2 separate regions of the Mus musculus genome follow, and region 2 is linked to region 1. The links are chromatin contacts, found by Hi-C in ENCODE. All regions are on one chromosome and are shown on one strand. The core of a region is the stretch at or near the end of the contact, and the rest is flanking DNA. Distances in the headings are between cores, read along the strand shown. Region 1 holds the start of Zfp943 (zinc finger prtoein 943). Region 2 holds the start of 6330415G19Rik (RIKEN cDNA 6330415G19 gene).

Evidence for each region. A loop is a pair of places that touch in the nucleus more often than their neighbours do.
Region 2: a map of T-helper 17 cell shows a loop between it and region 1 (4-fold over the local background). The contact joins the promoter of 6330415G19Rik here to the promoter of Zfp943 in region 1. A Hi-C loop is called at or near these places in 2 of 37 maps with a recorded cell type or tissue (T-helper 17 cell and regulatory T cell).

The regions. Positions count from the first base shown.
Region 1 is chr17:21,959,309-21,965,635 of GRCm38, reverse strand. It overlaps Zfp943 (zinc finger prtoein 943), which reads right to left and starts at 3,077. Exons shown (of 4, transcript NM_001025373.2): 1 at 2,817-3,077. Zfp942 (zinc finger protein 942) reads left to right here and starts at 3,172. Exons shown (of 6, transcript NM_001199048.1): 1 at 3,172-3,380. It also overlaps the pseudogene Gm7805.
Region 2 is chr17:23,546,786-23,553,112 of GRCm38, reverse strand. It overlaps 6330415G19Rik (RIKEN cDNA 6330415G19 gene), which reads right to left and starts at 2,314. Exons shown (of 2, transcript NR_126484.1): 1 at 2,213-2,314. It overlaps n-TRccg2 (a tRNA gene), which reads left to right and starts at 2,778; the gene lies at 2,778-2,850. It overlaps n-TKctt14 (a tRNA gene), which reads right to left and starts at 5,753; the gene lies at 5,681-5,753. It overlaps n-TRcct2 (a tRNA gene), which reads left to right and starts at 4,273; the gene lies at 4,273-4,345. It also overlaps the pseudogene Casp16.

The sequences.
Region 1 (6,327 bases), core at 1,828-4,327:
GACAAAGCGTCATAAATAAATAAATAAATAAATAGCAGTAACAAAAACAAAAAAGTCTTCAAATCTAGTAAAGACCTGAGTTTAGAAAATTTTATCATTAAGAATCTTGAATGTTGACATCAAAAGAAGACAGAGTATACATAAAAGACCCAAAAAAGACCCAAATACTGAGTCACAGCTAGAATGTTCTTATTTAATCATGTGAAGAAATATAAAAGGATGATTTTAAGATTTGAAATACCAAAATCCTACAGACATTTTGAAATATAAATAGAGAATTATTTCTATTATTCCAAGCACATTCATGAAATGTGAAACCATTAAGACTTTAAAAAATTAGAGAAGAATCAAAATCATGGGTGATTTCAAAATATATTAAAATTATAGCAAAATATTGACAGTTGACAAGAAGACAGACAACAGCAGATATCAATGGAAAGGTAATATAGATAGGTTTAATATTATGCAGAAATATTAATCAAATGTTATCAAAATTGAGCTGGCATTGTTTTAGGAAATGGAGAAATTAACCATAAAAGACAAGAGAACCTAAAGGAAATACAAAATGCTCCAAAACTCTAATATCAAGAAAAACTAAGAGGCATCCATTGTTCTGACAAACATAATTATAATAAGAAGATATGAATGGAAAAGAAACAGCATTCTTCACATACAAAACCAAATTAAATTATATTTGCCTCTGTATATTAATTCTTACATAGTCTTCTACTACTTACAATGGGAATATTCTGATGTTATTCATGGTGCAAATATCCAGAACTATTTGGAAGGAAATAGAATCTGGCCAAACCAATCTCATGTCCCCTTTCTACTGGGACTTGAAGCCCCTCCCAATCGTTCCTCATTCCCTCTAACATACAGGATCCTTTGCTACTCTTTCCTCTCTTCACCATCCAGGGCTCTCAGATTCACAGGTAAGTAGCACTGACTGGGCAGGGGGCCCCTGCATATGGGAAAGATTCATAAGAAAGCATTCAGAACTTTTCATGGTACAAAAATAAATGATGCGTCCTCAGGATTCGGGAGCCCATCATGGTATTCCTTATGACGTGGCTGTGGCTGCGGAACCGCCTCACTGGTCGCTATTGGCAGGTATAGGAGGTGCTGAAACATGCTCTACATTTTAAGATTTTAGGGGAAGGAAGAATCACTGCTACCTGCTGGCAGTCAGGGCGGTGACCAGAGCCTTCGTGTACGAAGTCCCACAGACTTAAGAAGCAGAACTTTGAGGACCCTCTGGATTAATCCAATTACAGCTGCCTCCCAGGAGCATGGCTTACAGTACCCCGAATTCACTGTCAACTTAATGAAGTGCCAGGTGGAGCTCAACCGGAAAGTACCTGTGGACCTGGCCATCTACGAACCATAGACGCTTAAATCTTTGGCTGCTTTGGCTAAGAGGAGGCAGCAGGAAGGATTTGCTGCAGCTTTGGGGGATGGAAAGGAGCCTGAAGGTATCTTTTCCAGAGTGGTACAGTACCACTGAAGGCTGCAGTGCTATAGAAACTGTTATAAATAAGACAGGACCAAAAGGACTGTCACCAGTAAGTCTGATTTGTATCTATTACCATTTTAGTAACAGGCCTGAGACGACAGGTGTTTACTCAGTAACACAGCCCCAAATTGTCCAGTAAAGATTGTACAAATAAAGCTTTTGCTGTGTTGAAAGTAAATAAATAAATACATAAATACATTCATGAATGATGCCTCCAAAAAGGAAACTGTGAAGGAAAGAGTAAATATCAGAAATAAAAATGTCCCTTTTAATCTAAAGATTTCATTTAACTATGTGAGATGTGAGTCTCATTCACACATAGCTCAGACACAAAGAGAGTCATTCTCCCAGGAATCCTGAAAAGAAAGCTGGAGAGACTGCAAGAAAACTATTGTCTCCCATAGAAACCAGACTGCTACACTTGTCCAAAGGGAGATCTCTGCAAAAATCCCTGTCAGCAGAGTCTAAGCATTCCCACTCCTACAGGATGTCCACAACCACAGGACTTGATGATAACAAACCCTACAATAAAAAAAAAAAAAAAAAAAAAAAAAAAAAAAAAAGCTTGGCCACATATGTAGGTGCAGAGCGCTTTTCTTCAACCACAGAGATCTTTTTTCTGATACAGGAGAGTGATCGTAGTTGTACAAAAGATGCTTTCTAAAACTTTAATCTATACTGGGTTTTCTAATCATAACAATAGAGTGGTCTGATACACTCACATAGCAATAGTGAGCTTGCCTGGCCCTAAGGTGTACCATAAGAACTCAGCATATGAAGACGCACTTCTGAATGCTTTATTTACATCCGAAACTGCATACAACACTAAAGTCTACTTAGTAAATATTAATGTTTACAATCACAACCATAGCATAACATAAAGTATATTTTCTCGTTCAAAAAAAAAAAGAATCTGTACTGGTTCTTCATATGGTTAGTATAAATACAAAGTTCTATTTAGCGAAGTAAAAGGTATTCTCTTGAATAAGCAATTAGTAAAACACGGGTGTTAGAAACATGAATACATTTACGTCCCGTATGCTTTGTGATTGACACAATAGCAAACAGCAGATAATGCAACTGCTCTATCATTTTTAATGAGTTATTTTACAACTGAATATTCTGATAACTGGAGGATAAATGAAAAAAAAAATCATGATAGACCCCCAGTTCACAGGATCTCAATTTCCCGACAACGGTAAGATAACAGAACTGTGAGAGCGGCATCCATAAAAGCAGCTGCGTAAAACACCCCGCTGCTCCGCTCCCTCCCGTTTCCCAGCCCCGCAGCGCCTCTGACCTGGGACCTTCCGGGGCCACCGGGCTGCGGTGCCCGCCGCTGCGCTGCTGACTCTCCCAGGTCCGCAGCCAGGAAACTGCGTCTGAGGAGCTTTCCGGTTTCCGGAGGAAACTGGGGCCGAAAAACCAGCGCTCAGTTCGAGTACACATGGATTACACAGGTAGCAAGGGGAATGGTGGCTTTTCACGTCATTCTGGCCTGGACATTTGGAGCTGGCGACCTAGAAGAGAACGCAGCTGGACGGACTCTACCAACGTAATTAAGGAAGTGAAAGCGGCGGGCCTGAAGGCGTTAGCGCTGTCACGTGACCGGAACCGTGGTGTCCTGGGCGGGGCTAGGGGAGCCGCTCCAAAGATCGTGGCCAGAGACTGGGAACCGCGTCCCCTTAGGTACCTGTTGGAGCCAAGTTGTCTCTACTCCCACTGCGGGCGACTTACCCTGGCCTGGTTCTTTTCGAAGGCCGTAAACTCTCCTCAGATGCGGTTTCCTGTGCTGACCTGGGAGAGTCAGCCATCAGCCGCGCAGCCGCGGGCACCGCAGCCCGGCGGCCCTGGAACCTTGCAGGTCAGAGGAGCTGCGGGGCTGGGAAATGGGCTGGAGCGGAGCAGGGGCTTGTTTTCTGCAGTTGCTCTTAAGGACGCCGCGCTCACAATTCTGCTGTGGATTTTTATCATTGTCAGGAGGTTTGAGATCCTATGAACTGGGTGTATCGTGGTTTGTTTGTTTGTTTGTTTGTTTGTTTCATTTATCTTATGGTTACCAGAATGGTTTCCGAAAATAGTGTCGTAGAACATTTGCAGTACTGTAGTTTGCACACGGGGTTCTCTTTGTTACAGCAGTTACAAAGCTTCTCGAACTTAGATTTCTTAACTCCCTTGACCCATCATTTGCCTACTCAGGAGAGAGTGGCCTCTGGCCTGGGAAATAGGCATTCCCAGAGAGCTTTGTAGATATTAGTCTTATGAGGAACCAGTACACATTTGAGTGAATCAGAAAATATACATTACGAAGCACCAAAATTATGACTGTAAACATTAAGTTTTACTGACCAAAGTTTTGCTCCCCGTTAGAGTTCCATCTTAGATGCATGCTCTCTTTGATGTAAATACAGCATTCAGACATGTGTCTTCATATGCTTAGTTATTAACATCACACCTTACGGCTGAATGAAAATGAGATGATGACTGTCCAAAGGTGTGGCTGAGGAGAAGGTTAATTGTAGGTCATGATAATGCTCAGATTAGCTGGAGAAAACAAACAAACAAACAATTCCACCATTTGAGTAAGGGTTGTTAAATACTAACCAAGAGATGGACTTTGGTCACATGCTCCAGAGCTTTATAAAGACAAACCTATAGGCCACCATACTTTCCCATGCATGAGGTTTTGCAATTTTCTCAAGAACTAAAACTCCCAGCATTCCAAGAAGGTACCTGGTTCTTGCGAAGGTGGTGCTTACACGGTATTTTTGGGTTTTACAGTATGAACCAGAAAACAACCAGAGGCCACTTGAAGAGTCCAGACTGAACTAGGTATGGGGGTCAGGGAGGGACCAAGAGAAAAACCAGGAGCCAGGAAAGCTTCTAGCCAAAAATGTCGACTTTGATGTGTTAATAGGCACTTAAGTTAGCCATTCCTCTTGTGATATAGTCCAGCCCAGTATGCATGCTGTGAGAGGAAGATGTTTTTATAGATAGAAAAGTCAGTATAGAGTTTTTAAAAATAGGAAAGCATCTTTTGAATAACTGTGATTGCTCACTTACATCAGAAAAATGTCTCCTTAGTTCAAGAAAAGCACTGTGTCCACGCACATGTGACCAAACTATTTTTTTTTGTTTTGTTTTATTTTGTTTTTATTTTTGTTTCATAGTTTGTTGTTAGTAGTTTCTCAGACTTTGGACTTCTTGTAGTTGTGAGAACACCTAGACCCTAGAGTCAGGGCTTTTTTTCACAGACCTGTTAGAGAAGTGCAGCAGCCTTGATTCTGTGGGTCAGAATAGTTTTCTTGTAGTCTTCCTTGCCCCTACTAAGAGGTCCTGGGAAAACAACTCTGCATTTGTGTGAACTGTGTATGAATGAGTCTCACATCTCATAGAGTAAAATGAAATCCTCACAGAAAACGAGACTTTGGCATGATATTTTCTCTTTCTTCCTCCATGTCTCCTTTGGACAAGTGTAACCATTTTTCATTTTTGTTTTATGAAAAGTTTCAGGTGCATTCTGAAGAATTTCTTTCCTATATACAGGCCTCCCACTGCTCAGCTAGATCTGCTCACAGCTGAGTAATAATCTACTGTGCAAATGTACTACATGTTCTTTATTTATTCTTCTGTTGAAGGTCATCTAGATTGATTCTAGTTTCTAAATATTGTGAATAAAGCTGCAATGAGCCTGGTTTAGCAAGGGTCCTTGGGTAGATTGAAGTGTCCTTTGGGTATATGCCCTGGACTGAGTAGATCTTGAAGTAGTCTGATTCCCATCAGTTTGAAAAACTGCCACACTGATTTCCTTAGTGGCTGTACAATTTTGCACTCCCTCTAACAATGGAGGGATGTTTCTATTGCTCCACATTTATATCAGCATAAGCTTTCACTTGTGACGTTGATTTTAGCTATTCTGACGATTATAAGATGGAATCTCAAAATAGTTTTGATTTGCATCTCCCTGAAGGCTAAAAGTGTTGAATATTTTAAAGTATATTTTGGCCATTTGAGTTCCCTCCATTTAGAATTCCATGTTTAGATTTGCAACCCATTTATAAATTGTATATTTGGTTGTTGTTTTTTTTTTTTTTCACAGCTAGATTCTTAGGTTCTTTTTGTAATTTTGGATATTAATTCTCTATTGGATATAGAAACCCTAGACCTCGTAGTTACTTTTCATATCCTGTTGCATCAGGAAAGTTTGTGGCCCAAGCTCACAAGCTTGAATAAAGAATCCCATGTACTTGCATCAGAATAAAATAAAATAAAAAGAATTGGTAAAAATCTTCTTACACTCTGTAGGCTGCTGCTTTCTCCAAATGATGGTGTCTTTTGCCTTATAGAAACTTTTCAGTTTCCTGAAGTCCCATATATTAGTTGTTTTTCTTAGCACCTATGTTATTTTTTTCTTTTGTTTTAAAGAACGTCTTCTTCTGTGACAGTATGTTCACTTTTATTCTCTTGTCAGATTCAATGTCTTTGGTTTTATGTTGAGGTCTTGATCCACTTGCACTTGAGTTTTGTGCTGGGTTATAAGTATGGATCCGTTTGAATTCTGCTAGATACAGACATCCAGGTTGACCAGCACTATTAGTTGAAAATGGGAAATCTTTTTTTTCATTTTGTATTTCTGGCATCTTTATCAAAAACCAGGTGGCCATGTATATTTATGTCTAGGTCTTTAGTTCATTTTCATTGATCAATGTGGCTGGTTTTCTCCCAATATTTTGAGGTTTTTATACTGTAGTTTTAAAGAAAACTTGAAAATGGCAAAGGTGAGAACTCCAGAAATTTTTTTTATTGTTAAT
Region 2 (6,327 bases), core at 1,065-3,564, 1.6 Mb before region 1:
TCCAGGGAACAGGGACCCTGGTGTGGGGTCAAGAGCTCTCCCATGGTACCGTCATTGGCTGAGAGCACCCCGAGCCATCCCAACCCAGGCAGATGTTCTTCAGATCCATGCTGATGCTCCAGGTGGGTCTGCTTTTCTTCTGGAGCCTGGGCTTGGCACACAGGTGCTGGGAACCATTCACACAGCACACTACTAGGCCTGGTAGCTTGGAGTTTGCTGCTTTGCCAAGATCCAGGGAGGAAATGTCTTCCTAAGCTGTGAGGGACTCTGAGGTTTCTGCTCCTAGCTGAGTCTGACAATTTGGGAGTTAGCAAGAGGACCTAGCCTCTCTGAGTTCATACAGCCTGGATGCTGTAAGGCTTGTGGGTTTTCAGCTCCACATTCTTTCCACTGTCTAGTGCTGCCCCTGAGCCAGAGATGACAAGACACTGGGGCAGGTGGAGTCCCTGGATGCTGGTAATGGGAGTTGACTCTTTTTGCAGACAACCTTATCTCCACTCCAGGGAGCTCAGGCCAAGCAGACATCCTTACTGTCTCTGCAGCTGTCGAGGGTAAGAAACCTATGGTTATGGTGGGCCTAGTTTCCTGCCCCATGGCTTGGAGTGATAGCTTCACTCTCAGCAAGAGTCCAGCCCCAGTTAAGTCACTCTCCTCCTACAGGTTAGTCCTTAGAGTCAGGGTTAGAATGGCAAGCTCCTGTCAAATGCTCCCTTGTGTAAGTTCTAGGACAGGACAGTCCTGCTTGCTTCAGGCGCCTGTCCACTGTTTGGTACCTAGCAAGTCCACAGTAAATATTTGTTGTACATTGATTATACCCAAATATTCACTCTACAAATATCGGCAACTTCTTCCTGATGCAAGAAGTCCCTGACCCTGTGCTGGTCTGAAGCCAGTTACCCAGAATGCTCTCTGCTTCCCCTCCTCACTTCTTCCACCCACAATAGGCCACTGAAGGTTGGGATGTCAGCCCAAGGTTGACTCTGACCCCATCCCCTCACCTAGGCTGTGTGGCTTATCGGGATGAAAAGGGCTCGGACTTTGTCCAGACACTGGTGGAGGTCATCAGAGCCAACCCTGGAAGAGATCTCCTTGAGCTGCTGACTGAGGTGTGAGGAACGGGGTTAGGAGGGGAGAAAGAGGGGCTGGATCTGTGGGAGTGTTCTCATTACCTTCCACTTAACCCAGGGAAAGGAGAAGCAAGGAGAAGGCTCTCTCTCTCTCTCTCTCTCTCTCTCTCCCTCCCTCCCTCCCTCCCTCCCTCCCTCCCTCCCTCCCTCCCTCCCTCCCTCCCTCTTGCCCTCACATCAAGAGATGCTCAAATACAGGGCACATTGGTCAGACAAACTCAGCAGCAGCTATTACATACACTAAATAAAGTTCAGGAGAGGAGGACACCAGAAGCCATTGGGAGGAGGGGACTGAGGTGGGGGGTATACTGGGAAGTAGAAGGAGCCAGCAGGGGGTGCAGGAAGGGAGGTGCCACTGGGTTGTTACAGAATAGGGTCAGTTCATTTGTACAGTTTTGCAGGCTAATAGGGAGGTCCTCTTCTTGTGTTGAGGTCAGGGTGGGCAATGCTGGTCTGGCTGATTATATGATTATATATATGGGGTGGGGAGCCTTTCCCTTTGGGTGGGGGACTTTTTGGTTGAGAGCAAGGAGCTCATGTAAAACTGCTGGGTTAGTATTAGGCTCAAAGATGATTAGGTAGCACTTGAAATTTTAGGCTTACAGAACAACAGACACAAGAGTCGGTCATTGAGGAGCATGCCTGTAGCTGGGAGGTAGTGGCAGGACCAGAGACTGAGACCAGCCTAGGATTCATAGACTATTTCAGAAAGTATCGACCTCTCCGCAAAAACCCCTCCAGCAGACAATGACTGCAGTGGGTGTGATGGACTGAGCCCCTCAGGGCCTAGCTGAGTGTCAACAGGGTCAACAGGCGGGTGTGTGAGCTGGACGTCCTGGGGCCAGACAGTGATGAGCTGTGCAAAGCCTGCCTGGAGATCCGCAGCTTGCTCAGGCGCCGGCTCTGTTTATAGGACGAGCAACCTCACCACTTCCCCTACATCCCCTCTTCACACCCTGTCATCGATGCAGCAGTTTGGGCGTGGGAGCTCACATAGCGCCAATAAATATGTATGTGTTCATGATCGGCGTGCTCCGGAAAATGTATGCTCTTTCTGAAATACGTGAGATAATGGGGAAAGTTACCTGGTAGTAGATAGGGGATCGACTGTGCTCTCGGGAACCAGAGGTTGAATCGGGTCTGTGCTTCCTGTCTGGGACTACGGAACCTCACAAGGCTGACCTGGATATGCTGGGAGAGGCTTAGGGAGAAAGAAGTTCTGGGAAGGATCATCTCCGGAACTATAACTCTCGCCTCGCTGAGTCCCTGATGCGGGCGGTCTCAATCTCCACATGGCGCTGGGGCCATGGAGTTGCCAGAGAGGCGAGCCAGCACGGGTCTGGAGACTGGAAAAGACAATTGTGGATACTTCAGTGACGTGATAGGGCAAGTTCATGTGGGTTGTCCCTGGTCTTGAGTTGAGGGCCAGCCAATGGAGGAGATCTGAAAGACGAGCCTCTAGGATCCGGAAGGGCTTCTGCTGACTGACTGCTCAGGAGTCTGATTATATCGGTTCAAACTTGTGGAGGCTCCTTTGAGACTGTCACTAAATAGATTGGCTCAATAGGTAGGATTTTTCTTTGGTTTAAGCATGCGCAGTAGGCGCTTGAATAAGTCTTATGGAGAGAGCTAAGGCCTGAGTCAGTGTAGGGCCGCGTGGCCTAATGGATAAGGCGTCTGATTCCGGATCAGAAGATTGGGGGTTCGAGTCCCTTCGTGGTCGCTGCGTGCATTTGCTTTTTAAAAACCTACCTTAAAATTTCCCATTCTCAAATTTGCTTTTCAAACTCTTGTCTGGTACCCCGGAAGGAAGACCAGCATGTTTGTATTAAGTAGGTGAAGTTATTATCTCAAGACAGACTACGAGCAGCTCGAATTAGTGCCAAGGAAAGGAACCGAATAGATGCTAGATTGGATTGCTTACGTGGTGGGTGGGAGGTGTCCCAAGGGAACGTTAAAGACATTTGATTAAAATAAAAAACTCAGTAGGCTATCTGGGTGAATGCAATTGTCACTGAACTGAACACTTGAAAATAACTAAAGCAGTAAATTCGGTTTATATGTCCACAGCTTTAAAATCCATGAAACAGTAAGAAAATTAGATTTCTTACAATGTCCAGGCACACCTGTAATGCCGGTATTTAGGAGGCGGAGGCAGGGGAATTAAAAGCCACTGGGCTACATGAGATCCTGTCTCAACAACAACAGAGGCGTCTCCTTACAGGTCCAGTGTAAATATAAATTTTTAAATAGCAAGAATATGTCCCAGATTGAGTTGACATTTAACCTGGTGTGTGTGTGTGGGATATCTCTATTTAAGGGATTCGGTCTAAGTGGAACCGTTGTCATCCCTACAACTCCCAGGAGAACCACAGAATGGGAGGGCGGGGTACCAGCTCACGTGACAGAGCCTTGTGCAGAATAATTTTCTCTTTAATGTTACAGTGGCTTAATAAAGCTTGCAAATATGTTATATCAGACACACACATGAGATAAAGGAGAGTCAAAAGGACACGAGGATAACGCAACTGGGCCGGAACCCACAAGCCTCAAGCCAAAACTCGACCTCAGGTTCTTCCGACTGTGCTGTTTAGTTGTTGCTGTTGTTGTTTAATTTACTTTAATTTTTTTGAGGGGGGTGGGTATCAAGTAAAATATATAGGCCAGTTGTATACTCTATAAAGAGAAAGCATGAAGACCTGTCCCTACCAAGTAACATTTGGTTGAAGAGACGGTGGAAGACTGGACAGAGACCCGGCACAGTTATCCTGGACAGGGAACCGGCACTGCAAAGCACATACATTATCGTGCCGGCTCCAGTTTCCTGCATCCTGCATCACAAACACGTTTTCCATCATACTGGTCGTCCGGGTTCAAAGGGCTCATTCAGTATTGGAATCTTGGATATCTTGCACCATAGAAAGACGCGTACCTGTTCTGTAAACCAGTGAGCAAAATAAAAGCAGCGATGTACGTGTTTCAGTCGCCTCCTTACAAGTGCGTCCTCCTTTAGATCTTAAGGGTGCTCGGGGCCCGGCAACGTTAGAGCCGGTACCTTGGCTGAAATGGTACACACGGTTGATGGACACGGAAAGAACCCAAAGACTCAGACTGGTGGAACATCCATAACGTCTCTTTCTCGTCAGCCCCGGTGGCCTAATGGATAAGGCATTGGCCTCCTAAGCCAGGGATTGTGGGTTCGAGTCCCACCCGGGGTAATGAGGTGTTTTAGGCACTTTTAGGTAGCTGGTAAGTGAGCTGAAGAGAAACGGTTCCTTGCAGGTGGTTTTGCTTTCAAAATTTTGTTTTGTTCTCAAATAAATTTCAACCTACCATTTCAAGGTAATGTTTTGTTTTCAAATAAATGTCAACTTACCATTTCAATATAGTTCTGGCTGTCCTGAAATTCACTTTGTAGACCAGGCTGGCACTCGAACTCCGCCTGCCTCTGCCTCCCGAGTGCTGGGATTAAAGGCGTGCGCCACCATAGCCGGCTCAAGGTAATGTTTTGTTTTCAAATAAATACGCTTTCACTTTACAAAATACCATATGGTTTTATTTGAACGATTTTTATGTACCACCAATTATTAGTTGATACTCAAACATAGTAATTGTTCAGATCGTAGACGTACAATTCCATTGCAGTTCCTTAAAATACATACATACATACATACATACATACATACATACATACATACGTCTTGTTATGTAGACCAGACTGGGCTCGAACTCAAAAATCCTTCTGCATCTTCTTTCTGAACACTAGGATTACAGATGACTCCAGGTTAGGTTATATGTATTTTCAAAAAAGTCCTTTTTTTTTTTTTTTTTTTAAATAAACCCAATTATTTAGAGACTACCTTTCAAGGCAACTGGTTAATTTTTAAATTATAGTTTGGGGGCATAGATCACTGGTAGACTCAAGGCACTGAATACTATTTTCTTAGCTCGAATACATATTTGAAATAGATAATAATAGTATACTTTAAAAATACATAGAATGCATGGCTTCATCTTTCGATAAAAACGTCCCAAAATACAGGCTTTGATATATCATAAAATTGGAAGTTTCTGATGCGTGGTGTGTCAAGGACCCTTCCTAAATAATGCTGTCTTTCACAAGGCCTCCCTGAGGCTGCTGGTTCATCTTACACTGGGATTCTGCAACATGTACGATGTAATTATATTTTCTTCGTTTGTCAGTCTTAGCTGGGTACATAATGATTGTATGGAGGTCTTTGGGGTTTGACCCTGATTTTCTAGAGATTCAGTCCATAGATAGGGTCCTTAATGTTCTTCCTATTGTACCTTTAAATTATTTAAATTTGATGTGTTTATGAAGTATCAAATTAAATGTGTAAAAACTAAATCTATAGAGCTAATCTAAGTAAAAGGGGACTTTCCATAGGATTGTGACTCTTTTGCCTGGTGTACGAAATAAATGCTCTCTAGGCACTAGAGTTTATATCTCTCCTGTCTTCAGATTTCTGCCAGTTTCCAATCCTTTCCAATTTCTGGACTTCTGGCCGCTTTTTCATTTAAGCAAAATTACTCGCCCAACGTGGGGCTCGAACCCACGACCCTGAGATTAAGAGTCTCATGCTCTACCGACTGAGCTAGCCGGGCGGTGATGAGAAACTTATTCCCCACAGACCTCTTGGAATTCTATACACTTCCGGGTTCTAGAACGAATTAGACTTGTCTTAGAGCCATGGTGGTAGGTTTGCTCCTGTAGCTTCGTATCAATCGCACAGCCAGGGCTTGTGTGGCCCCTTCCGTTCCCAGGAGTCACAAGGTTGGGGACAAGGTGGTGGTCTGTGAGGATGTTAGTGAGACCCCCGTTTAGGGCCCGATCGGTTCCAGAATCTAATCATGGCGAGCATGCGTTTTCAAAGCCGCCGCAGGACACTGGATCCCTTGCCGAACGCTAAGCTGTGGGCTTCGGAAGAACCAACCCGGAGTTGTGGTTTCTGTGTCTGGGTCTCTGAGCTGCGCGGGTCTTCTAGGCAGAGTCTGGCCCCGAGTGGGTTTGGCCAAGGTACAGGATCTGCGGGTTCTATGGCTCTCCCGGACGACTGAGCTTGTGTGGACTGGCGTGTCAGGAAGCTCTCATTCTCGAAGTCCTAGACTTGGCTCTACCTGGGACAAAATTTCTGAGCCGCCGTCCACCATGAAACTGCATTGTTCACACAAACTCGCT